Regions from separate parts of the Homo sapiens genome. Here all the other regions are linked to region 3. Evidence: chromatin loops called from intact Hi-C (ENCODE). Cell type or tissue: A673. All regions are shown on one strand.

Evidence for each region. A loop is a pair of places that touch in the nucleus more often than their neighbours do. Peaks named below come from ENCODE experiments on the same cell type or tissue, not always from the same donor. Only the 100,000 strongest peaks of a DNase experiment are listed, where the experiment ranks them.
Region 1: a loop joins it to region 3, with 10 times the contacts of the local background. A loop is called at or near these places in 12 of 110 quality-filtered maps.
Region 2: it touches region 3 in a loop (3-fold over the local background); 5 of 110 quality-filtered maps call a loop at or near these places.

Annotation. Positions count from the first base shown.
Region 1 is chr7:95,714,517-95,722,516 of GRCh38, reverse strand. It overlaps LOC105375409 (a long non-coding RNA gene), which reads right to left. Exons shown (of 4, transcript XR_927774.3): 3 at 5,341-5,410; 4 at 2,616-3,335. Among named protein-coding and RNA genes, the nearest start is that of DYNC1I1, 54 kb to the left of the region's middle. In A673, CTCF peaks have their summits at 3,307 and 3,506; DNase peaks (open chromatin) are centred at 2,846 and 3,506; H3K4me3 peaks cover 733 bases; H3K27ac peaks cover 409 bases.
Region 2 is chr7:96,220,653-96,228,652 of GRCh38, reverse strand. All of the region lies in intron 4 of SLC25A13 (solute carrier family 25 member 13), which reads left to right. Among named protein-coding and RNA genes, the nearest start is that of MIR591, 4.9 kb to the right of the region's middle. In A673, a CTCF peak has its summit at 3,790 (motif pointing left); a DNase peak (open chromatin) is centred at 3,782.
Region 3 is chr7:97,024,171-97,032,170 of GRCh38, reverse strand. It overlaps DLX5 (distal-less homeobox 5), which reads left to right and starts at 7,340. Exons shown (of 3, transcript NM_005221.6): 1 at 7,340-7,902. The coding sequence starts at 7,548. RefSeq lists enhancers at 4,398-4,597, 5,676-6,191, 7,118-7,834. In A673, a CTCF peak has its summit at 4,325 (motif pointing right); DNase peaks (open chromatin) are centred at 4,370, 7,330 and 7,790; H3K4me3 peaks cover 2,164 bases; H3K27ac peaks cover 2,486 bases.

The DNA.
Region 1 (8,000 bases), 1.3 Mb after region 3:
TTCTTTGCAGTAAGCCTTTTTCTGGAACTTGGAGGATGGGGGCAGTTCTCAGCTGTTGCAGTGTTCTAGGAACACTTGGATCATGAAGAATTCAAAATCGTCATTTCCAAAGTAGCACCTTACACTACACCTCCAACTACTGGTTATTTGGAGCCATTTACTTATCATTCTCTGCCTCTGTTTCTTCACTTCTTTGTATTTAGGAAAAAATAATTACTAAATTAATTATGCATTTTTAAACTAACTGACAGCAAGAGGAATTTATCTTTACAGTTATAGAAAGTTGCATACATCAGAATGTATTTCTCTTTTTTTTTTTCTTGCTTTGTTTTTTTGAGATGGAGTCTCACTCTGTTGCCCAGGCTGGAGTGCAGTGGTATGATCTCTGCTCATTGCAACCTCCGCCCCCTGGGTTCAAAAGATTCTCCTGCCTCAGACTCCTGAGTAGCTGGGATTACAGGCTCCTGTCACTGCCCCCGGCTAATTTTTGTATTTTTAGTAGAGACAGGATTTCACCATCTAGGCCAGGCTGGTCTTGAACTCCTGACCTCATGATCCAGCTGCCTCGGCCTCCCAAAGTGCTGGGATTATAGGCCTGAGCCACTGTGCCCAGTTGGGAGAATATATTTCTTAAAAAGAACATTCTTGTATAGAATCATAGTAATATTATCCCCCAAAATTAATGTTATGATATTTTATAATGTCCAGTCCACATTCTAACTTTTCTATTATAATTGTCCTCCAAATGACTTTTATTGCTTTATTCTCCCTCTTGAAACAATAAACAATCTAAGTTCACGCATTGCATTTGGGTTTTATGTCTCTTCAGCTTCCTTGGATTTTGCTACTCAAAGTGTGATTCGTGAATCAATATTATCAACACCAAGTGGAAATTGATTTGAAATGCAGAATTTGAGGCCCTCCCCAAACCTATTGAATCAAAATCAACTTTTGAACCAAATCTCAAGGTGATCTCTATGCACTTTAAGGACAGAAGAACATGGCTCTGGCACATTGCTCCCACATTTTCCCCCAGGATACTGAATTTTTGGAAAGTTGAGAACAGTTATCTTTTTTTTCACAACTACTTTTACAGTCACTTACCTGAATATAAAAGTCACTTACATCCATTTTTGGACATTTGGAAAATGGCAATTTTATGTTCTACTTTGTTTTTCTGTTTCTGGGTGTGCTTTAGTATCTTTAAAACATCCTTTTCCTTTTTTCTCATTTTTTCTTTTGATCATGTAGGTAATATATAAGTACTGCTCAAAGAAAAACCTTAGCCAGATTAAACTTGACAGAGTTCAATTAACCAAAGAGCGATTTGAGAATCGGGCAGCCTCAGGAGCTAGAGTAGGCTCAGAGACTCCAGGGCAGCCATGTGGTGGAAGAAGATTTATAGACAGGTAAAGGAAAAGTGAGATACAGAAACAGTCGGATTGATTATAGCTTAGCGTTTACCTTATTTGAACACGGTTTGAACGATTGGTCCCCTTTGATTGGCCAAAACTCAGTGATTGGCATAAGAGTAGGTTACAGTCTCCATTTAAGTTATAGTTTACTATATACAGAAAAACCTTTAGGCTGAACTTAAGATATGTAAGGAGAAGCATTAGACTAAACTTGATTTAATAGTACATTTTTTATTGTAAAACTTCAAATAATTTAGAAATCTACAAAGAAAAGTCTGCAGCCTTCTTTATGGTTTTTTTTTTAATCACTTTTATTTCCGTTTTCAGAGGTAACTACTGTTGACTGATTGATACTTATCTGTATCATCCAGGATTCAGTGAAAGAAGCAGAATCATGATAAGAATTATGGAAAGAGGAATTTTTTTTTAGTAGGAATTAGATCTTACAAAAATGTGGGCAGTACTGGAGAAGCAAAAGTCTGGAAGAGGAGTCAGATAGCAAAGTCCCTAGCCAGAGTGCCTAGGAGCAGTGGTGTAGGCAAGCCAAACCCTAGGCTCGCACGGAAATTTGAGCAGCAGGCATGTTCAACTAGCAAAGCGGGATCAAGAACAGGAGCTCGTGTGGAAGGCTATGCATGGGAAGCTATTACCTCTGCATAACCACCTCTCTGTGGATCCGTAGCCAAGCATCTTTTGATCAGCTGTGGCTGCTATTGGATATCAGGGCAAGACATAAGAAAGAGCAGATGGACATGGAGGTTTGACCTATTGGCCAACACCATATCCAACCACAGTGACCTTCTGAGAGTAATGGCTGCTCTTTTGCTTCTGCCTTCCAAATCTTATATAAGTTCCCTCATGGCCAACTCTAACCTCGATTGAAAAAGAAAGCACAGTCCGGGTGCAGTGGCTCACGCCTGTAATCCCAGCACTTTGGGAGGCCGAGGCGGGCAGATCATGAGGTCAGGAGCTCGAGACCATCCTGGCTAACATGGTGAAACCCGTCTCTACTAAAAAATACAAAAAATTAGCCGGGCGTGGTGGCGGGTGCCTTAGTCCCAGCTACTGGGGAGGCTGAAGCAGGAGAATGGCGTGAACCCGGGAGGCGGAGGTTGCAGTGAGCCGAGATCGCACCACTGCACTCCAGCTTGGGCGACACAGTGAGACTCCGTCTCAAAAAAAAAAAAAAAAAAAAAAAAAAGAAAGAAAAAGAAGAAAGCACAACCCAGCACTGCCTCCTACCCAGCCTGAAGGAGTCTATATGGATGTGCATTCTTTATAGAAATGAAATCACACTGTGATTTTTTTTACCACTTTCACAAAGTCTAGGTCAGTTAGTACGTATTACATATGAAACGAAACTCCCTCTTTTCACATTTTTGCATCTCCTTAAGATATCATTTTCAAACCATTGGTGGTATCCCTTCGTGGTTTATGGACTTAATTAGTGTGTCAAAAGCACCATTAAAAAGGATAGACTAGAACAGGAAATATAAAAGTGTCATATCCCTCTGTAAGGATAACTATTGCTTTGTCAAATGTTTGTTTTAGTTAAATATGTGTGTGCTGTGGACACAGCCTGAAATATATATCTTACTGAAGGGAACAGCAGTTAAGAAAAACATTGCCTTTGAATGTTTTTTTCTTCTTTCTTTCATCTTCTTCTTTCTTTCATCCAATCTCCCCTAACCCTATGTTTTTGTTTGGTTGTTTATTTTGATGTATAACCAGAATTTGGAAAAGAATAGGGCAATATCTGGGGCTAATCATTTTTGAACTAAGGGAATGAGAGAGAAACAACTAAATTCACCTTTTGTAAATAAAAAAAGCAAAAAAAAAACCCCAGAAATATATAATGTCTTATACATCACCAGTCCAAAGTTGCTAGTGAGCCCTAGAGTAAGATTCTTCTTCAGCAACCTGAAAGAGAAGAGAGCAAATATGACCAGAAAAATCATACGATGTAGAAAGCGCAAAAAAAAAAATCTCTTTGGACAATGTTGAATCTTACAAGAGATTGATAGATTTCATTTCTGAACTTCCATAACCAACAGTAAAACATACATTGATTTGTTTGGTAATGGAGACCTCTAGAGAGTGCATGTCAGAATTGCAGCAAAACGTTTCTTTTTTAAGCACTAACTTTAGTTGACATCATAGATTTTTGGAACAGTAAATGGACCTGAGAGATCCTTGAATTCTGTATACGTGGATCTTCCTAAGACTTAATCGTCACCTCTTACATGCCAAGAAGTTTTATAAATAATGTCTAATTTAATGTTGACAACAATCTTGTCAAGTAGATACTATCACTTTTGTTTTCTTGTGTGTGGACAAATAAATGATGACTCAGAAAGTAAAGTGGCATGTCTAAAAGCTGAAAGCTAGAAAGCAGAAGAACCAAGTCAGGACTCCAGATTCCCAGGCCAGTGGTTGTTCTAATATACCACAATATTGAAACAGTACAAGTTTTAAGCGATGAGGATTTAGATATCATTTAGCCCATGCCCTTCATTCTTTACCAGGAAAAGATGACACACAGGAAAAAGAGAAAAGTATTGGGGATCACATAGCTAGTAAAGAATAGAACCTAGGTACTATTCATGATTCTTGGTTCTCAATCTCCCCCTCATACTGTATGAGACTAAATATATACTACTTAATAGTACTGTGGAAATACTCTTATTTCTGGCAGTATGACAGAAGAAAGAAAAAAGGAAAAGAAAAAGAAAAAAATATACACATACTTTTAAGGGAAAAAAAACACAAAAACTCTAGATAAAATAATTAAAAACAAACTTTCACTTTCCTGAAAAAGAAATTCCTAAATTTGCAAGCTGAAAATTTTAAAGTTAAGGTAGAAAGGTATCAAAAAAATTCAGAAGACAAAAAGTAGTGAACAAGATAATCAAGTGAGGAATTTCAGAATTTTTTATCTGGTGGCCTCACAGGACGTTTGCAAGAAGCAAACCTTCAGGCCTCCATAAGACTAAAGTCATATAGGATACCACTGCATAAAACTGGGACACCAATAGGGTAAAACCCTTAGTTGGAAAGGTGAATCAAAAAATTAAAGTTAGGCTGGACACAGTGGTTCATGCCTGTAATCCCAGCACTTTGGGAGGCCAAGGTAGGAGAATCACTTGAGGCCAGGAGTTTGAGACCAGCCTGGGCAATATAGTGGAATCCTGTTGCCACAAACAATTTAAAAACTAGTTATTCATAGTGGCACATATCTGGAGTCCCAGCTAAGTGGGAGGCTGAGGCTGGAGTATTGCTTGAGCCCAGGAGTTCAAGAACAGCCTGGGAAACACAGCAAGACCCTGTCTCTACTAAAAATAATTAGGCCGAGTACAGTGGCTCACGTCTGTAATCCCAGCACTTTGGGAGTCCGAGAAGGGTGGATCATTTGAGGTCTGGAGTTTGAAACCGGCCTGACCAACAAGGTGAAACCTGTCTGTACTAAAAAAATAAAAAATAAAAATAAAAATTACCCAGGCATAGTGGTGCATGCCCGTCGTCCCAGCTACTTGGGAGGCTAAGGCAGGAGAATTACTTGAACCTGGGAGGCAGAGGTTGTAGTGAGCTGAGATCACACCACTGCACTCCAGCCTGGGCAACAGAGCAAGACTCAAAAAAAAAAAAAAAAGAGAGAGAGAGAGAAAGATCCTATGTGTCTCTTTACTCAATTCTCCATAATTATAATATGTTGCAAAGCTATAGTACAGTATAGCAACTAGGATATTGACACTTATACAGTAAAAATACATTTCTATCAACAGAAGGATCTCTATGTTGCCCTTCTGTAACACATCCACACCCACATTCTCTACCTGTACTCTCTTCCCAACCTCTATTAACATTATACAATACTAAATAGACTTCAGAGCAAAGAACATTAATAGAGACAGAAAGGGATAGTTACCTAATGATAAAAAGGTCAATCCTCCAAGAAGATTTAACAATCCTAAATGAGTATTCACCAAACAACAGAGCTGAAAAATAAATGTTGACATCTATAGATTATTGTTTTTTCATACAATTTGATATCTTTCCGACTCTTCCCTGACAAGGGATTTTCTGTTTAAACCTGAATACATTCATACAGCAACTCCCTGTGTGGTCTCCACTAACAGGGCTGAGTTGACCTTGTTAGTAGTGGGCAATGTGAAAGGCCTGACTCTCCACTAGGCCTCTTTGTTCTCCAACTCAGTAGAGGAAAGAAAGAGATTCCTTGTTATTAACAGGCAAGAGTGGAAGTCTAGACCGCCCTTTAGCCTCCACTGACACCATGGTGGGATGGGGGGATTCATTACAAGCTGGCAAACATGAAAGTTCCGGCTTCTTGTTTGGTCTCTTCTGACACCACCTCCGTTGTCATGTTGGTGCTTCATTACAGCCTTACCAAGGTGGAAGTGTAGGCTCCCACTCGGCCTTTACTGACATTGGTAGCAGTGGGGTTACAGTACTCTTGTGTGGTGTTTGGTTGGAGTAGAGTAGTTATTGTCTAAAAGCTTCACATCTTGCCAGGTTGCTCCTTTTTTAGTACTTGGCTAGAGAGAGCAGGCTTTTGTCATGGCTATTTTTGTCTGCTTCAACTCAAGTTTCTAGCTTGCCAGTTTCCTTATCTCCAAGTATGTAATAGATAAGGCAAAAAGAAAACCCAGGGAACTCACTATGGTGGTGTTCCTTAGGTCCCAAGATCTTTAGCTGGTCTGCCTCCTTCTTTCCACCTTTCAGAGTATTCTTATGTTTGTCTTCTACATAATGTCCAGGATTTTTAGTTACACATATTGGAAGGATAGAAGAAAGTAGTCTACTCTATCTTAGTGGAAGTGGAAGTGATTATCTGCATTTTGCAAAATTTTCTCCCAATATGTGACTTGTGTTTTCATGTGTTTAGCCATGCGTTTTGGAGAGCAGGTTTTTAAAACAACTCCATTGAGGTATAAGTGACATACAGTAAAGTGGCCATATTTAACTCAACAATTTGAAAACTTTTGATATCTGTATAGACCTATTAAACATCATCACAATAAAGAAAGTGAACATATTCATCTCCAAAAATGTCTCATTCTTCTTTTTAACTCCTCCATCCCTCCTACTGTTATCTGCTGTCCTACTCCTACCTTCCCTCCCATCCCCAAGCAACCTCTGTTACTATAGATTACACAATTTACTATAGATTGCACTGCTATAAATATACACTATCACTATAGATTGCTTTGCATTTTCTGAAATTTTATGTAAATTAAATTATATAGTGCACACTCTTTTCTGCCTTTTTTCATTAAACATGATTATTTTGCAATATATCAATGTTATTCCATGTACCAATAATTCATTTTGTTTTACTGCTTAGTACTATTTCATTGTATAGGTATGTTACAATTTATCCATTCACTAATTGATAAACATTTGGTTTGGCTTTCATTTTTAGGTTATTACAAACAAAGCTACTGTGAACATTCATGTACAAGTCTTTGTATAAGGATATATTTCTTTTGTCTTGGGTAAATAACTAATTATGTCATGGCTGGATTACATGGGAGGTGAATGTTTAGCATTTTCAGACACTGTCATACTCTTTCAAAATCCCCACCAGCCCTGTGTGAGTTTCAGTTCCTCCACTTAATTGACAACACTTGATTTAAATGACCTTCTTAATTTCAGTCACTTTGATAGGTTGGCAGTGGTATCTTATTATGACTTTGACTATGACTAATGATGAACATCTATTCATGTTCTAATTTATCATCCATGTATCATCATTGGTAAAATTTCTGTAAAATTATTTTGTTCATTTTTTATTAGGCTCACTTGTTTCTTATTGTTGAGTTTTAGAGTTGTTTATGTATTCTAGGTATTCTGGAAACAAGTCAGATATATGTTTCGCAAATATTTTCTTCCACTCTGTGGCTTGTTTTCTCATTCTCTTAACTATTTTCTAAAGAGTAAATGTTTTTAATTCATGGAACATAATTTATTAGAGTATTCTTTCATGAATTGTGCTTTTGGTGTCGTATCTAAGAAAATTTTGTCTAATCCAAGATCATGTAGATATTCTTCTATCTTTTCTTTTGGTAGTTGTATAGTTTTAAGTTTTACCTTTAGGTCCATGATCCATTTTAATTTTTGCATATGTGTGAGCTGTGGATTCAAGGTCATATTTTTGCATATGAACAGTCAGCCAACTCTCTCAATATCATTTGTTAGAATGTTTATCTTTTCTCCACTGCATTGCCTTTGCATCTTTATAAAGATAAAAAACAAAAATAAAACATCAGTTGTCCATATTATGTGGGTTTATTTCTGGACTTTCTATATCAGGGGTTGGCAAACTATGACCTGTCCACCAGGTCTTATCAGCTGCCTCTATTTTTAATGCCCGTGGACTAAAAATGCCTTTTACATTTTTAAATGGCTACATTTCAAATGATTATGTAAAATACCTACCTAATAGCCTCAATTTTGTTTCCTGGTCACAAAGCCTAAAGATTGATTATATGGCTCTTTAAGAAAAGTTTGCAAACTCTTGCATTACGTTGTTTCATGAATCTATTTATCTACCTTTACACAAATGCT
Region 2 (8,000 bases), 800 kb after region 3:
GGCTCCCACAGTGCAGTGGCAGGCTGAAGGGCTCCTCAAGTGTGGCCAGAGTGGGCGCCGAGGCCGAGGAGGCGCCTAGAGCGAGCGAGGACTGCCAGCACATTGTCACCTCTCAGTGGTACCAGTTAACACTCATGCCATCATTGCATGATGGTTTTATTTTAGATCTTTGCCAGTTGGTATCAGCCATTTTTATTTTAGTGATATCTCACTGTGTGGCTTCAATGAGCATTTATTTCCCTGATTCCTAATGGGTTATATGACATTTTTCCATATTTATTGGCCATTTGGCTATCTTCTTCAGTCATGTGCGTATTTTCTGGATACAAGACCTCTGAGGGTTATATGTTTCACAGATTCTTTACTCTGTGACTTGCACTGTAACTCATTTGAGTCTTGAGGAACATAAGTTTCTAATTTTAATGTAGTACAAATTATCAGCATTTTCTTTTGTGGATAGCTCTTTTTGTGTCCTGTTTAAAAAATCTAGGCCAGGCACAGTGATTCCCACCTGTAATCCCAGCACTTTGGGAGGCCAAGGCGGGTGGATCACCTGAGGTCAGGAGTTTGAAACCAGCCTGTCCAACACAGTGAAACCCTGTCTTTAGTAAAAATACAAAAATGAGCTGGGTGTGGTGGCAGCACCTGTAATCCCAGCTACTCAGGAGGCTGAGGCAGGAGAATCGCTTGAACCCAGGAGGCAAAGGTTACAGTGAGCCGACATCATGCCATTGCACTCCAGCCTGGGTGACAAGAGCGAAACTCTGGCTCAAAACAGAAAAAAAAAATTCTTTGTTTTCCTCCGGGTCAGGAAGATATTCTCCTATGTTATCTTCCAGAAGTTTGCTTTCCTTTCAGATTTACATTTTAATCTTTCTAGAATTTGTTATATTTTTGCATGGTACTAAAGGTAAAGGTCAAGATTCTTCCCTGGCCCTCTTCCCCAAGGATATGTCGATTGCCTGGCACCATTTATTAAAAAGATGGTTCTTTTCTTTATTGCACTGCAGTGGTACTACTATCATAAATCCAGTATGGGACTGTATCTGAATGCTCCATTCTTTTTACATTATTGTATATTCTCCGCTAATACTATACTATCTTAATTACTACAGCTTTATAAGTCATATCTGGTTAGGTTTTCAACTTTATTCTTTAAGATTATCTCGGCTATTCTTGGCCCTATTCACTATCAAAACAATTTTAGAGTAAGTCATTAATTTCCACAAACATCCTGCTGGGATTTCACATGCTATTGCCTTGAATATGTATAATATCTATATGTATATGTATAAATAAATGTTTTATTCCTTTAAGAATTTTTAAAGTTTTTAAATAAAAGTTTATTTAATAACAAGTGTTAGTCTGTCTATATCTCACTACTCTGGAAATTTTGAGTTGATGAACACTACAAATTTTGAAAGAGAAAGGAACACATCTATGTTATTTGTTATCTAAAGATGCTGGTGCATGTGTACAATTTTGCAGATAGGACTACTGCCAAGGATGAATCAGTGCTAAGTACCTCAGAAGGAAGGTAGTAGAAACGTGAGCTGAATTTTATATTTGAGATAACAAATAAGTATTACCTTCTTAAAAGTTCATAAATATTTCAATAGATATATTTTACTACATATTGAATATAATACATTTAAAGAAACTTCAGAATTATGTGAGTTGGAATGTTACCAATACTGTCAAATTTTGGTTACCATAGTGGATGGGAGGGGTATTCAAAGGGAGTAAATCATGGTGGAAGACAAGCAGGGTAAGAAGAGGAAAGAAAAAATGATATTAATTGCCTAGTCATTTGTAACCAAAGCAGAGAAATAATAAATAAGGGAATAAGCTGTCATTATATTAATTATAAATCTGTGCTATTATGTGAGGAGACATTTACACAAATTTGTTTTTGAAATTTAAGGTCTTTTCTCTTTAAACTTAGTGTTTCGAATGTCAACATAGTTTTCTTTTTCTTTCTTTTCTTTTTTATGGTGTTATTTTTTATACTAGATCACGGGTGGCAAACATTTTCTATAAGGGTAAGATAGTAAATGTGTTGGTGCAGTCCCTGTGGAAAATAGTTATGGAGATTCTGACAAAAATTTACAAATAGAAGTACCATATGATCCACCAATCTCACTTCTGGATATTTATCCAAAAATCAGGATCTCAAAGAGGTATCAGAACTCTCATGTTCATCGCAGCACTGTTCGCAACAGCCAAATGTGGAAATGACCTAAATGCCCATCCACAGCTGAATGGGTAAAGAAAATTTATATACATAGAATATTATTCAGCCATAAAGTCCTGCCATACATGACAACATGAATGAACCTTGAGGACACTACGAGTGAAATAAGCCAGCCACAGAAGACAAATATTACATGATTCTACTTATATGAGACACCTGAAATAGGCAGATTCATAGAATCAAAGAGTGGTGGCTACCAGGGGCTGTGAGGAGGGGGAATGGGGATTTACTAATCAGCCGGCATAAAGTTTTGGTTAAGCAAGATGAGTAAGTTCTAGAAATCTCCTGCACAACATTGTGCTGATAGTTAACGATATTATTTTGTACACTTAAAAATCTATTAAGGGTAGATCTCATGTTAAGTGTTTTTTTCCACCAAAAAAAAAAGATTTTATTTTCATTTTTTGAAAGAGGTGAGGTAATTGGTCGTGTAGATATGGGGATGGAGGAGGGGAGACTGTCGCAGGCAGAAAATAATAGCCATTTCCCGGGTTCTAAGCGCGGAGTCTGTTTGATACATTTGAGGAACGTTTTAGGGAGAGAGACTATAAACAAATACAAAAAATATGATGTCAGAATATCCTGTTTGTATGTAAAGCAGGCTAAGTGGGTAGAAAGCATGGAAGCTATCTGAGCAGATCTAGAGGAGTGACCAAAGATGCATTAATACTGAACTGGCATGATATGGGCTTTGTATTCCATGAAGGGTTGGAGCTGTGGGGGTCTGGAAGTGATGGCCACTTTGGAAGTGCCACAAACAGTGGAGGCTGGGAATAACAGAGGCCTGGACTGGAGTCATATCTCGGGACCCCACCTGGGCCATTCCTTTTTTTTTTCTTTCTTGGTTTCTTTCTTTTTTTTTTTTCTTTTGAAACAAGGTCTGTCACCCAGGCTGGAGTGATCTGGGTTCACTGCAGCCTCAACATGCCTGACTCAAGTGATCCTTCCACCTTAGCGTCCTGAGTAGCTGGGACTACAGGTGGCGCTACCATGTCCAGCTAACTTTATTTTTATTTTCGTAAAGGTGAGTTTAACTATGTTGCCCAGACTAATCTCAAACTCCTAGGCTCAAGCAATCCTCCCGCCTTGGCTTCCCAAGATGCTAGGATTACAGGCATGAGCCACTGCACACTGGGCTGTTCCTGAGAGCTAATCTGTATGACTTGGCTCCCGATTGGCCATGGGTGAGAGGAAGGGGGCCAAAGGAAAGGAAGAAGAACCAGGTGGTAGCTACTGGTCTTGTTCTGTTCCCAAGATATGTGGTTTTACATAATCTCATGAGAGAAGTAAGGTAACCATCATTTTTATTTTAAAATACATGCCAACCTCTGGGCTAAGTATTTTTGGTATAATTTATTATTTAATTATTGTAGCCTAGAAGGTCTATACTATTATAATTCTCATTTTCTGTAGAGGAAATAGACATGGGGAAGTTGAGTAAGTGGCCACAGTCATAGTGTTGCCTGTGATGGAGCTGGGAGAGCAGCCTGATCCTGGCTGACTGTTCTTCACTGTGCCACACTGCCTCCCTCTGGTGTTGATACTCATGCTTTTGGAGCAAGCCCACTGTAATCCAGATAGGTGTCAGTTAGCCCATTGTGGTCTCAGTCTGTATCAGACATTAGAAGGATTTAATATTTTTCATGAAGTAAAGAACAATAGGCAAATGCATTAGTTACGATTTTTTTTCACTATGGTGGAAAGTAATAAGGAAGAGAACGTACCTGGCTTAGAGTTACCAGTGTACATAGAAAGTTGCCTTGGTTCCAGCTATCTGGATAACTTGTTGAGATGCACACGATGTGAGTTTTACCCAGAAAAGCTTTATCTTTTGATATGAACAGAATTCTGACTGAAGGGGAGAATCACAGGACGATAGGGAAGGGTGAGGAGATGGTCTGTGTCCAGGTTGAGGATAGAGGGGAACCATAGTAGAGGAGGCCCTTGATTGAGGGGTGCAGCTTAAGAGACCTGAGTACTTGGGAGGGTGGTTGTCAGGGCACCAACGACAGGGCCGGGCCCTTAAGCAAGAGTAATTATTTCATATGAGAAGCAATTAGGAGTCACTACAAGGTCTTTGGAGGACAGGGATAGGATCAGAATGATGCTTGGAAGAGATGATTTTTGCTGAGTTGACTAGAGTGGGGCAAAGCCAGGGGTACCATGCCAGTGATCATTATTTAGGCTTCACAGTATCTATGTGAAGCCAGCGTATAGTCACCCCACTTTGTGAGTGGAAGAGCTGAAAGTCAGGGTTTGGAAGGACTTACCTGGTGTGTGAGCAGGTTGGTACAGACATGTTGTGAGTGATAGTTTCTCAGACACTTTCCTGTTACTGTATTTCTTATTTAATGTTGCGGGGGGTGCAAAACATTTCCATTGTGGGTTTTAAGAAAGAGTACCTGTGTGGATGTGTGGGTGTGTTTAATGAAACTGTCGATCTGAACTATTTGGCATATATACCAGTGATGTATCTTATAATGCTAATTTAAGACATTACCTATTCCTACTTACTGATATTTCTTAAGTTGTTGTACCACATTAATAGCCTAGCTCCACAGTAGCAGAGAGATTGAATACTACTTTTTTTTTTTTTTTTTTTTTTTTTTCAGAGATGGAGTCTCGCTCTGTTGCCCCGGCTGGAGTGCAGTGGCACAATCTCGGCTCACTGCAAGCTCTGCTTCCCGGGTTCAAGCAATTCTCCTGCCTCAGCCTCCCGGGTAGCCGGGACTACAGGCGCACATCGCCACGCCCAGCTAATTTTTGTATTTTAGTAGAGATGGGGTTTCACCGTTGTTGCCCAGGCTGGTCTGGAACTCCTGAGCTGAGGCAATCCACCCGCCTCGGCCTCCCAAAGTACTAGGATTACAGGCGTGAGCCACCGTGCCTAGCCGAGAGCTTGAATACCTGCTTTTATCTGAGGAAAGTCACAAGTAGACCCCCTGAAAATTCAAAGTATGATCTATACAATACCAGTTTCTTAGGTTAAACTCCCAAATGTTTTCTTGCATTATGCTATTACATGTTTCTCTCTTCCTTTGACTTTTTAAATTTATTTTTCAGTACACTGAACAAGATTTCATGAAATATGTTTTACGTGCAATTTTAAAGTTATCCTTAATACCTGAATGTAACCCAATTTCATTACAAGTGTTGGTGGTAATGATGGTGTGTGCATGTTTATGTTCTGCAGTTTTTAATTAAACTTTAAAGTCAAGGGTTCTCAACTCTTTGCCTGGATAAGTATCAGGGAGTCTGTGAATGGCTATGGTTGTTTGTAATATTTCGTCTAAATGAGCTTTTTTTTTTTCCTGGGGAAAAATTGTGTAGGTTTTAGCAAATCTCACAGAGGTCAGTGAGCTGCCCTTTAAAGATAAAAGCTGCTTTTTATAGAGGGGCAGTTGAACTAGTAGACATATATCTTATTTAACACTTTTCCAGCATTGCTGTTAAAGACATTGATTGTAGAATAGTTTATGTATGACTTCAAAATGTAATGATAATCAGTTTTTGGATGCCTTTTGGTTTTGGATATATGAAGAAACAAAATGTATCAGACAACCTATATATAATACAAGAGACAGATTGGAAAATACATTTTTCTGTAACTGAAGTAAATGTAGAGTAACTAACGAATTATTAAAAATACAAAAAGAGCCGGGCGCAGTGGCTCACACCTGTAATCCCAGCACTTTGGGAGGCTGAGGCGGGCGGATCACAAGGTCAAGAGATCGAGACCATCCTGGCCAACACGGTGAAACCCCGTCGCTACTAAAAATACAAAAATTAGCTGGGCATGGTGGCATGTGCCTGTAGTCCCAGCTACTCAGGAGGCTGAGGCAGGAGAATAACTTGAACCCAGGAGGTGGAGGTTGCAGTGAGCCGAGATCGTGCCACCACACTCCAGCCTGGTGACAGAGCAATATTCTGTCTCAAAAATAAATAAACAAAATAAAATACAGAAAGAACTGTTTGGTTGGCTGGCTAGTGAGACCTCTGAAAGGGAATTGGTTCTGATTCTCATGAAGACCAAAATGGAAGAAACTAGTCTACACCCTGTGCCACACTGGGAGGCCTGGGCTGGCTCGCCACTGCAGCTCTGCCAGTTAGCATGGAGTCTGAAAGAAACTGGTCCAGTTTTGCCCTTTATTGGAAACTACAGTGACCTTTTGTCCTTTAATCTTCACTATTGAAATATATTGTAAGTTTAGTAACTATAGAGAAGCGTTTCTTGTTTATGTTAATAAGTGGCATGTGGAAAAGGGCTCTCCTAAGAGAGAATCATAAAGCCTGGAACTTTTAATTTATTAAGGCTCTGAGAAGTCCTGCGGAAAAAATAAATCTATTTAACTTTGTTTAAATTGTAGTTTAGCAAACTTATTATATTTGCACCAACTTTTCTCTTGTGTCTCTCCCACTAAACAAAACCCACAGAACCGGGGCGATTTCTAAGCTAGTTAATTCTTAATTCTAAGCGAGTCCTCAGTTAGTTAATTCTCTGATGTGGATGTAATTGTTTGGAGGGACCCTTTCTGAGTTCAACTTAGATTGTGTCCAGGAACACCTGCTATGATGAAATTGGTGTGCTTTGGGAAAATGGGTAGGCTAGATGACATTAGGAAATGTGTGGAAACACCCACTCAGTCACTTCGATTCAGGTTGCAGAAAATGATGGGAGTTAAAAGTATGGAAATGAGAAGTTTCGAAGTTAAGCACTCAAATTTAATATTAAATATATAAAGCTAGAGGAATGCTGGTATTGGATTGGAAGAAGGCAGACTTTACCCATCATTTTTAAGCTTGCTGGAAAGGAAGGTCATTTGTTACTGTCTTTGTAAAGACACTTCGAAAATGAAATATTCGAAAAGATAGCTGAGGGAGAAGGTGGTGAAGAATCAGAAGAAACGTTACTTGGGGAAAGTTCTTCATTAATATTGGTTCTGATTTTGGTGTTTCACAAAAATAATGTGTCATTTTGATGAAAGAAAAATATTGCCCTGCAGTAGATTTGATTTTATTTTATGAGAGGTAAAGAGGGGGCTGAGTATATTCTCTTATACATGCTTACATCCCAAATAGAGAGTAAGAATTTCGAATAAGAACAGTATGAGTTTTGAAAGTAAATAGTCTCTATGTTGATAAGAATTGTGGCATGCCTGGGTACTGAGTATCTTTTCAGAGATCCTAGAGACTGTCCAGAAACTGTTCCAGTTCATTGGGTCAAAAATCCACTATTTACGAAAAGCTAAATACGGATTTGCACGATTGACCATAATGGCTTCAATTTTGAAAGATAGTAGTATCAGAGAGCACTTCCAGTTGGTGGGATAATTTAAGAATCGCCCGTGCTCAAATGGCTAAAATATTGTACTTTTTGCTACTTCATCACTCCATTTTAAAAATAGAGAGGGGGAGAAAAGAAGGCAGACCTGTTGAGAAGGTGGAAGAATGTCAGTTGGAGAGCAAATCAAAATAACCATGTGAAGCCACTCCTTAGTTAACTACTGCCTGAAGGTTAACTGTTCCTTAGAAGCCTGTCAGGGAGTGGAGAGACTGGACTGGGGGCTGCTGTCCCTGTGTGTGCATGTGCACCTGTGTGTTTGTGTGTGCATGTGTGTGTGTGTATGTGCATGTTCATGTGCATGCATGATGAAGGGTGAAGAGAACTTGTGAGTAGGAAAGAAGGTGTAGAGAACAGAAAGCTAACATAAAATCCTGAAACTTAGAGTCCTAGGAAAATTTGACT
Region 3 (8,000 bases):
CCTTTGGGAAAAACCATTTAAAGGTCTATAAAATTTGCAAGACATGCCAAATACTCGCCATAAGACTCTGAAGAGGAATGGAGCCCAATAACGTACTCGAAACATTTACAGAACATTTTTCCTAAACTGTGATTTTTAAGGCCATGTTGAATTTTAATGACCCTAGTAAAAGGGAGTCACAAAGAAGTGACTTTCATTCCAACTTCTCTGAGAAGTGTTCCCTAAAAGACAGTCCTCGGGTGGACAAGTACTTTTTCCTGAATGTTCCCCAGTGATTATTTTAATTCAGAGTGCAAAGTAGATCTATTTCTATCATTTTGCTTTCTGTTCTTTGGCCTATTTCTCTTCTAATCTCTTCCATTATTCTTATAAGTTAGGAAGACTTACCAGGCAATTTTAATTATTAGATACTTTCCGCCCTATTTTTGTGCCAAATTAACAGGCTTCAGGAATAATTCCATTAAAAGTATTATCACTTTAGCAAATATGATATCCTCTTTGGTTCATCTATTTATCCTGATGCTAAAACATTCTTCCTATCCTCTCCAAGTTTGCTATGCAGGTTAACTGCTAGCAACCTAGCACAGTTACTCTATAACATAACCCTAAATGTGTCTGAATCTCTTGAATGGCATGTGTAAAAAGGCTGTAACAGTGTACCCATGAAGCAGCTAGAGACTCAAATAACAAAGAAGGCAACAGAGAACTGTAGGGAATAATGGTACATTCTGAATTTTTTCATGTATGAAGACAGTTTTTCTTGCCTATAGTTTTTGTTTATCTGATTTGTTGATTTCCAATTTTGCTTTTTTTATTCTAAGAAATTATTTAATGCAATGCTGGTATATACCTTGCTAACATCCCGAGTGTCATAAGTATCTTTTCCTTCTCTAACTCCAAGGATTCCTGGAACTTGTAAGAAAAATTCCAGACATCCCTAAACCTCATTTTAGACTAATAGTGGTGCATGCAGACGCATAGTAGGTTGTCTGCAAAGTGAGGTCTGTCCAAAAGTTGGAGCAACAACTACAGTGTTCCTTGATTCGCTAAGTAACCAACTGAAACGCATGCATCAACAGGGGAATGCACACAAACTACTGGACACATGCAGTTATATGCCCAAAATTATAAATCAGGATGCAGCAATAAATTATACTAAGGTATATGTTTATTATACTTTGCTACATGTACCATCCAAGAGCCTGCTATGTTGAAACAGTAAAATAAAATAAAACTGAAGACTTAATGTTGAAAAAGTAAAATTTTGCTTAACTGCCCATGGGCTATATACATTGAGTATTACTAAGCTTCTTGCTGCAAATAACGTATCTTTTCTGCCCACAATTTTTAAAAGTGACTCCATTGCTGTCAGCTACACTTCACTTGGAAAGCTATTGACTTTTCCTTTCTGTTGCCTTAATTTTATTCTGCAGGAGCACAGAGGGATGCAAGTCCAGGTGGGCACTGCAGCTTCGACTGATTGTGCTGTGTAACACAGCAGGGAAACCTCTTATCTCAGGCTGGGGTTGCCTGTTTAAGAATTTTTTTCTTTATAAAAGGTAAAGGTAGTAAACACAGCTGTAGAGAAAGGTTTTGTATTTTCTTTCTGTTTGTTTTAATCTATTAAAATGATATAATTAGGGCAGATGGTAAAAATGCCTATAAAATTATACCATCTGCCCTTGTGCATGTACGTTGTGGGCCAAGTTTTACGCAGCTCACAGTGTTTGAATAATCTGGCTTTGGCTTCAGAATTGGTTTTCTGCATCTCTGCATACAATATTGTCAGATCATAAAATACAGTGGCTTAGGATCAATGAACTTTAAAATTCTAAATAGATCTTGGAATTAGGATGTTATTAAAGATGACTGAAGCTTCACTCTTGCTATTTCCTTGCAAGAGGTGGATCATTGCTCTGAATTCCTGTCTGTCAATTACTTTTCTTTTAACTCCACAAGGGGTATTTTTAGAATTTGGAATATTTGTATATCTTTAAGAAGAATAAAGGTTTTGTAAATAGTACCACAGCCAAACCTTCCTTTCAAGAAGATGAAATCCGAATTTAGGATGAAGAATATGCCTCAATTTCAGTTTGCAAAGACATATAATAATATAATCCCATTTACTTCCTAGTTAGATGAACTTGAAGTGTTTTCAGCTGTGGTATATTAAATTTGTCTCATAGAGAATAGATTTGAGTGGATACTTAAGGCGTTTTCCTAGCTAGTTATGTTTAAGTTAAATGAATAAACATATTTTAATGTCTTAATTATAAAAACAAAACGTGTAGAAGTCTATGATCTGCCCTATCATTTGGAAATAAACCAAAAATCTTATTAGGTTGGAATTAAGTGGAAAATAGTTTTTCCCTCTGGGGATTTTTAATTTATTCAGAATATTTATATAATTGCCTACTAGTGAATCCTTTGAGATTTACTTTGTTGGGGATGCTCTTTAACTCCAAACACATTTTTCTTGAGGGCAAGGGGATATTATAATTAATTTCAGCATGGGAGGAAACCTTTTTTCTATTTATCCTGTTACCCTTCACACCCACTTTCCCTCTTCTCTCTCCCTAGATAAGCTCACTGTTGATTTAAATGGGCTCCTAAACATTTTAGCTTGGGCCTAGTTAGTTCAGCCTCATAAACACATGGGAAGAAGTTTGAACCTACATGGGGAATTAAATAGTTTTCCTAACTCAGATGAACCACCTCTGAATGCTAGATCCAAGTCAGTGTGCCTAGCCCTCTATTGGGAGACAAAGGCCATTCAGTTGCATTGCCAAAACCAGTGACCAACAACTTGTGCTATTTTTGAAAGCCTTTGCTACTTTTGCAATCATAACTCCTATCTTTTCATCCCACCCTAGTTCCAAGAAATGTGCTTTTTCTATACAAATATCAAATTGAATATTTCAGAGCTGTTACCTTAAGTTATTAAACGGCCTTAGTGCCCCAGCTCAAAGATAACTGCAGCTCCATTGTAATAAAATGATTACTCAGGTCTACCTCCACAAAATGTTTGACTTAACCAGTTTTGTTGTGTTTGAGATTTCTGGGATGAAAAGTACTCTAAATGGATCATGATAAGAGTGAATTGCTCAGAGCATTTTTCACTGGACAGATAAAAAAAGATAATGGATAAAGCAGTGCAAATAAAAAGAAAAATAAACCTCACCCCCAAAACTGGACTTTTAAAGAATGAGTATTCTACTGATAAAGTCAAAGTGCTTTTTATACCAAGTATGCCTATACAATGCTAGCATCATATTAAGGGGTCCTTTATTTACCTGAATTATGCACATCCAATTGATGTGTACAATGTTTTATATAAATGAAAGTTTCCATATTAAAAATATCTTAAGTTCGTAAATTAAATATTTTCAACTGCACTGAATTTTCTGAGTTTCAAGCCCAAAAGAAAAGGTGTTCTACTGTTGGCACTTCTATGAGTAAACAGATCTCCAGATAGGCTACATGGAGAAAGTTGAGTAAATGCTGTTATTAAGATTTTCTGCTACCCCACCCCCTTCTGCGGCTCTCTCCCTGCACACTCAGTGGCACTCTTTTCAGCCCATAGTAGTGAATGACCGAAAGCTTCCCAAGCACCTCATCTAACTAAAGGAGGGCCTGCTTCTTCACAAATGTCTAGGAAAGGCGGCCGGGGGCGGTGGCTCACATCTGTAATGCTAGCCCTCTGGGAGGCCAAGTTGTGTGGATTCCTTGAGGTCAGGAGTTCGAGACCAGCCTGACCAACATGGCGAAACCCTGCCTCTACTAAAAGTACAAAAATTAGCCGGGCGTGGTGGCAGATGCCTGTAATCCCAGCTACTCAGGAGGCTGAGGCAAGAGAATCGCTTGAACCCAGGAGGCAGAGGTTGCAGTGAGCCAAGATCATGCCACTGCACTCCAGCCTGAGCAACAAAGCAAGACTCTGTCCAAATAATAATAATAATAATAATGATAATAATAATAATAATAATAATAATAAAAGGCTAGGAAAGGAGAGTCATCCTTGATGCCTTCCAGTCACCCCAGGTGGGGACACTGAAGGAGCGCCTTACACCTAAGAATTGAGGGATAGGACAGGGGGCACCAAGAAAAAGGTGACCCAGAAAAAGGTGAGCCGGTGGGAGGAGGAAGGAAAAGTATGAATGTACAAGAAGGAAAGGAAAGGGCATGGGAATTGAGAGAAAGATGTATTGGAAGTACAGAGAAAGAAAGCCACCTGGAAGTGAACTCTAACACTAAGGACCAGTTGGTGTCTGGCCAGTGACTGAGCTTGGGGTTTGCCATTTGCGCAATGTTGCTCGAGGACACTGGGTGGCGCTCGTGGTAAAGACTTGCACTTATCTTAGGGCTTCCCTCCCGCTACTTCCCCTTCCCTCCCTTTGCAGATTTCAGCTACTAAAAGATGAAATTACTTACATTCTTCCTACGTGTCTCAGCGGGAAGCGCACTGCTGGAAGAGTTTGATGCCGTGGGGCTGTTTCTCCACGGCTGGATTTGTCGGTGGATTTTGAGAGGCAATAGCGTCCAGCCCGCTGGCCTTAGGACAAAGCTGGAGGCCCTAGTGTGAGAACTCCCTCACAACACCAGCAAAAGTTTGCTGCTCCGAGAGCCGGGATACTGGCCGGTGTATGTCCTGAGCGTGGGTCCGAAGCCGCAGACAGGCCCGCAGAGCAGCCGGCAGTGCACAGAGCTACAATGCCTATATTGTGAAATTAAATAAAACTGTACTGTGAACAGACTCTCCGCTGCTTTTAACTTAGTGCTTCCTCTCCCTCCCGGCTGCCTTTAAGGAAGGGGTGGAGTGGGGAGTGGGGTCAACCTTGAAAAGAGGAACAAAATCAAGAAAGTTGAGGCTCTGGACCTGTAGAGACACATCCAGATTTGGTCTCACCCAGCAGCAGAATGGCTCAAGTCTGCGTGAGGGCCAACGTTCTAACGCTTTAGGAACCGAAACAAAGAAGTTAAATTCTTCCCTCCCGGCCCACTCCTTTTTGTCTTTTATGAAATGTGGGAAAGAATGTCCATTTTGACTGCGGGGTTTTGGGGGGGTGAAATTTAGCAAGGTCTAGAACTAATTTGACATTGTAACATTATTTTCAATCGGATCCCGAACTTCTAAATTTTGCCCCAATTCTGCAGCTTCCAATCCCATCCTGGTTAGAATCTGCCATCTCAGCAAGGTGTAAGGGCATTGCTAGGAACACCCTGTTCAGTATAACCATGTGGTAACTCAAATCTCTATTTAACCAAAAGTGTCGAAGATAGGGGACCAGAGGAAGGGAGGCCTGGCTCCCTGCCCACTTGTCTTTGCCGGGAGGTGCTTTGAACTGTCCTTGGCATTGATCTGAGGAAGCGATTTCTGTAATTAAATGGCAGTGTGTATCAGGTGACTCGATGGGCGCCGATAACTTCTCCAGAGCAGAGCCCAGGACCGCAGACCCATGTTTCCCTCCTGTTCTTTAGCTCCTCACAGCCTACATCTAGACGGTTAACAGCCTGTCGGTAATCGACAGCGTCAAGTCAGGGCTGGCTGGCAGCTGCAGCTCTGTTTACCCCGAAGTCTATCTCAGAGAAGCCCGCGGCAGCCCAGGCCCAAAGCTCGTGACTCGGGCCAGTGGGAGAAGGAGAATGCTGCTGGGCGCCAGTCTCCCGGTGCTGAAGTTTCCCCCGAAAGGAAGTGCGACAATAGCTGTGTTTTTCTGGTGCAGTCCAGACCGCAAAGGCAGGGAGTTGGTGCACGCACGGCAGCTCTGCTTTGGAGTTCCTGAGCGGGGCTGTATCTTGCTCTGAGTTCCAGACACCCTACCTCTACCCGTCGGCCTGTTTTAGGCCGAGTGGCTCCACACTCCAAGTAAGGCTAAACTAATACTAGACACAACTAACACAGACGCTTTCTTCTTCGGTAGGAGGGAAAACGGAGGGGAGGCCAGATAACCCTAGATAGCCTGTGGAACTCCCAGATTGCCGGTCTTGGACCCCGTAAAGGAAGATGTAGGAAGGCCCCAAATCAGGATCTAGTCCGCGGAGTTGCCTATTTGAGGGGAGTAACAATGGGGATTGGGAGAGACTTTTATGCTGAATTTCTAAACTCCCAGCTGAATCACGACTAGAACAAGGATAGCACCTCCTGAAGAGCAAAGTTTAGATCTCGTGTATCAACTGAATGATTCTTGAATCCTTTCTTCCCTTGCATACGAGCTAAGTAGGATGTCTTTGCAGCAGGAAATAAAGGGGAGAGGGTACAGAAACCCGGGTCTGGGAAATGGAGAGACTGGGCCACATTCATGGAGCCAGGAGGGGGAAATCAATGAGCATCATCTGACTTTGCAAAGGCTTTGATCCTTGTCTCCTTCCCCACTTCCGAGACTTTCCCATTCTTTCCTGGAGGTATGGCAGGTTATACATGGATCCATTCACCTTTGCGGGAGTCTTTGGCCACTGAACATAGTTAAAGAGCCTTTATTCCAATGTCTTGAAAATAGATGAAAATATTAAACAGAAGTGGAGCTGTTTGGCTCTTTTTGCAAGCCAGCAACGAGGATTTGGGCTTCCTTAAGTTATATGTGTTTAAGACAGTAATTTTTAAAAGTCATTATAAGGACTTTGGGCTGCAGGAACTCTCCCTGCCATTCACCGGCTTAATGGACATTGTGCCTTCTTGGGCATTCCTGTCCAGCCCGCGTCCGGGAGATACTCATCTCCTGCAAAGGAAGTTGCCTCTTTCCCCAAAGAGCAAATTTTCAAAACATGTAAGTTACAACTTGCTTCCCAACACTCCACTAAAAAAAAAAAAAATGCTGTTTCCCTTCCTTCTTGCCTCCATCCTACATCCCCCCGCTCCCCACTCCCTGCACCTTGACTCCCTATTTCAGTATCAGTGTTTAATTCTACACTCGCCTTTGGTGCAGCCCACGGGGGCGGGGTAGTGGGAAGCAAGGAAAGATGGTCGCCCACCTCATTCCCAAAACATGTGCACTTTTGAGGCTTCTGATTGGAACACATTGTCCCCAGACATCACAGAGCCTTGTGCTGTGGCTTCTGCGATGTCTTTGGAATTTACTAAAAACAGATAGACTAAGACCCCTCCCCACTCCACAACAAGCAAAAACACACACAAGCGCGCGGGCGCGCACACACACAAACACACACACCCCCTCAGTACCCCCCACCCCCTTTTTAAGCAATGCTTTGTTGTGCTAAAACTAGTTGGACGAGTTAGGGTGTTACTGTTGCTCCCGAGGCCCTGGCCAATAGAACCAGATCCACCCCGCTGTGCGTAAGCGCGCAATTAAGGATTTAACCAAGGCTGTGCTGCGCCTCAGCCAGCAGTCAGCCGGCCGGAGACAGAGACTTCACGACTCCCAGTCTCCTCCTCGCCGCGGCCGCCGCCTCCTCCTTCTCTCCTCCTCCTCTTCCTCCTCCTCCCTCGCTCCCACAGCCATGTCTGCTTAGACCAGAGCAGCCCCACAGCCAACTAGGGCAGCTGCCGCCGCCACAACAGCAAGGACAGCCGCTGCCGCCGCCCGTGAGCGATGACAGGAGTGTTTGACAGAAGGGTCCCCAGCATCCGATCCGGCGACTTCCAAGCTCCGTTCCAGACGTCCGCAGCTATGCACCATCCGTCTCAGGAATCGCCAACTTTGCCCGAGTCTTCAGCTACCGATTCTGACTACTACAGCCCTACGGGGGGAGCCCCGCACGGCTACTGCTCTCCTACCTCGGCTTCCTATGGCAAAGCTCTCAACCCCTACCAGTATCAGTATCACGGCGTGAACGGCTCCGCCGGGAGCTACCCAGCCAAAGCTTATGCCGACTATAGCTACGCTAGCTCCTACCACCAGTACGGCGGCGCCTACAACCGCGTCCCAAGCGCCACCAACCAGCCAGGTACATGGACAGGGGGAAGGCTGGGCAGATACAGGGCGACTAGGACGCTGGGGGCGCGAGATGGGGTGGTAGATTGGGGGTCACAGCGGTTCACGGCA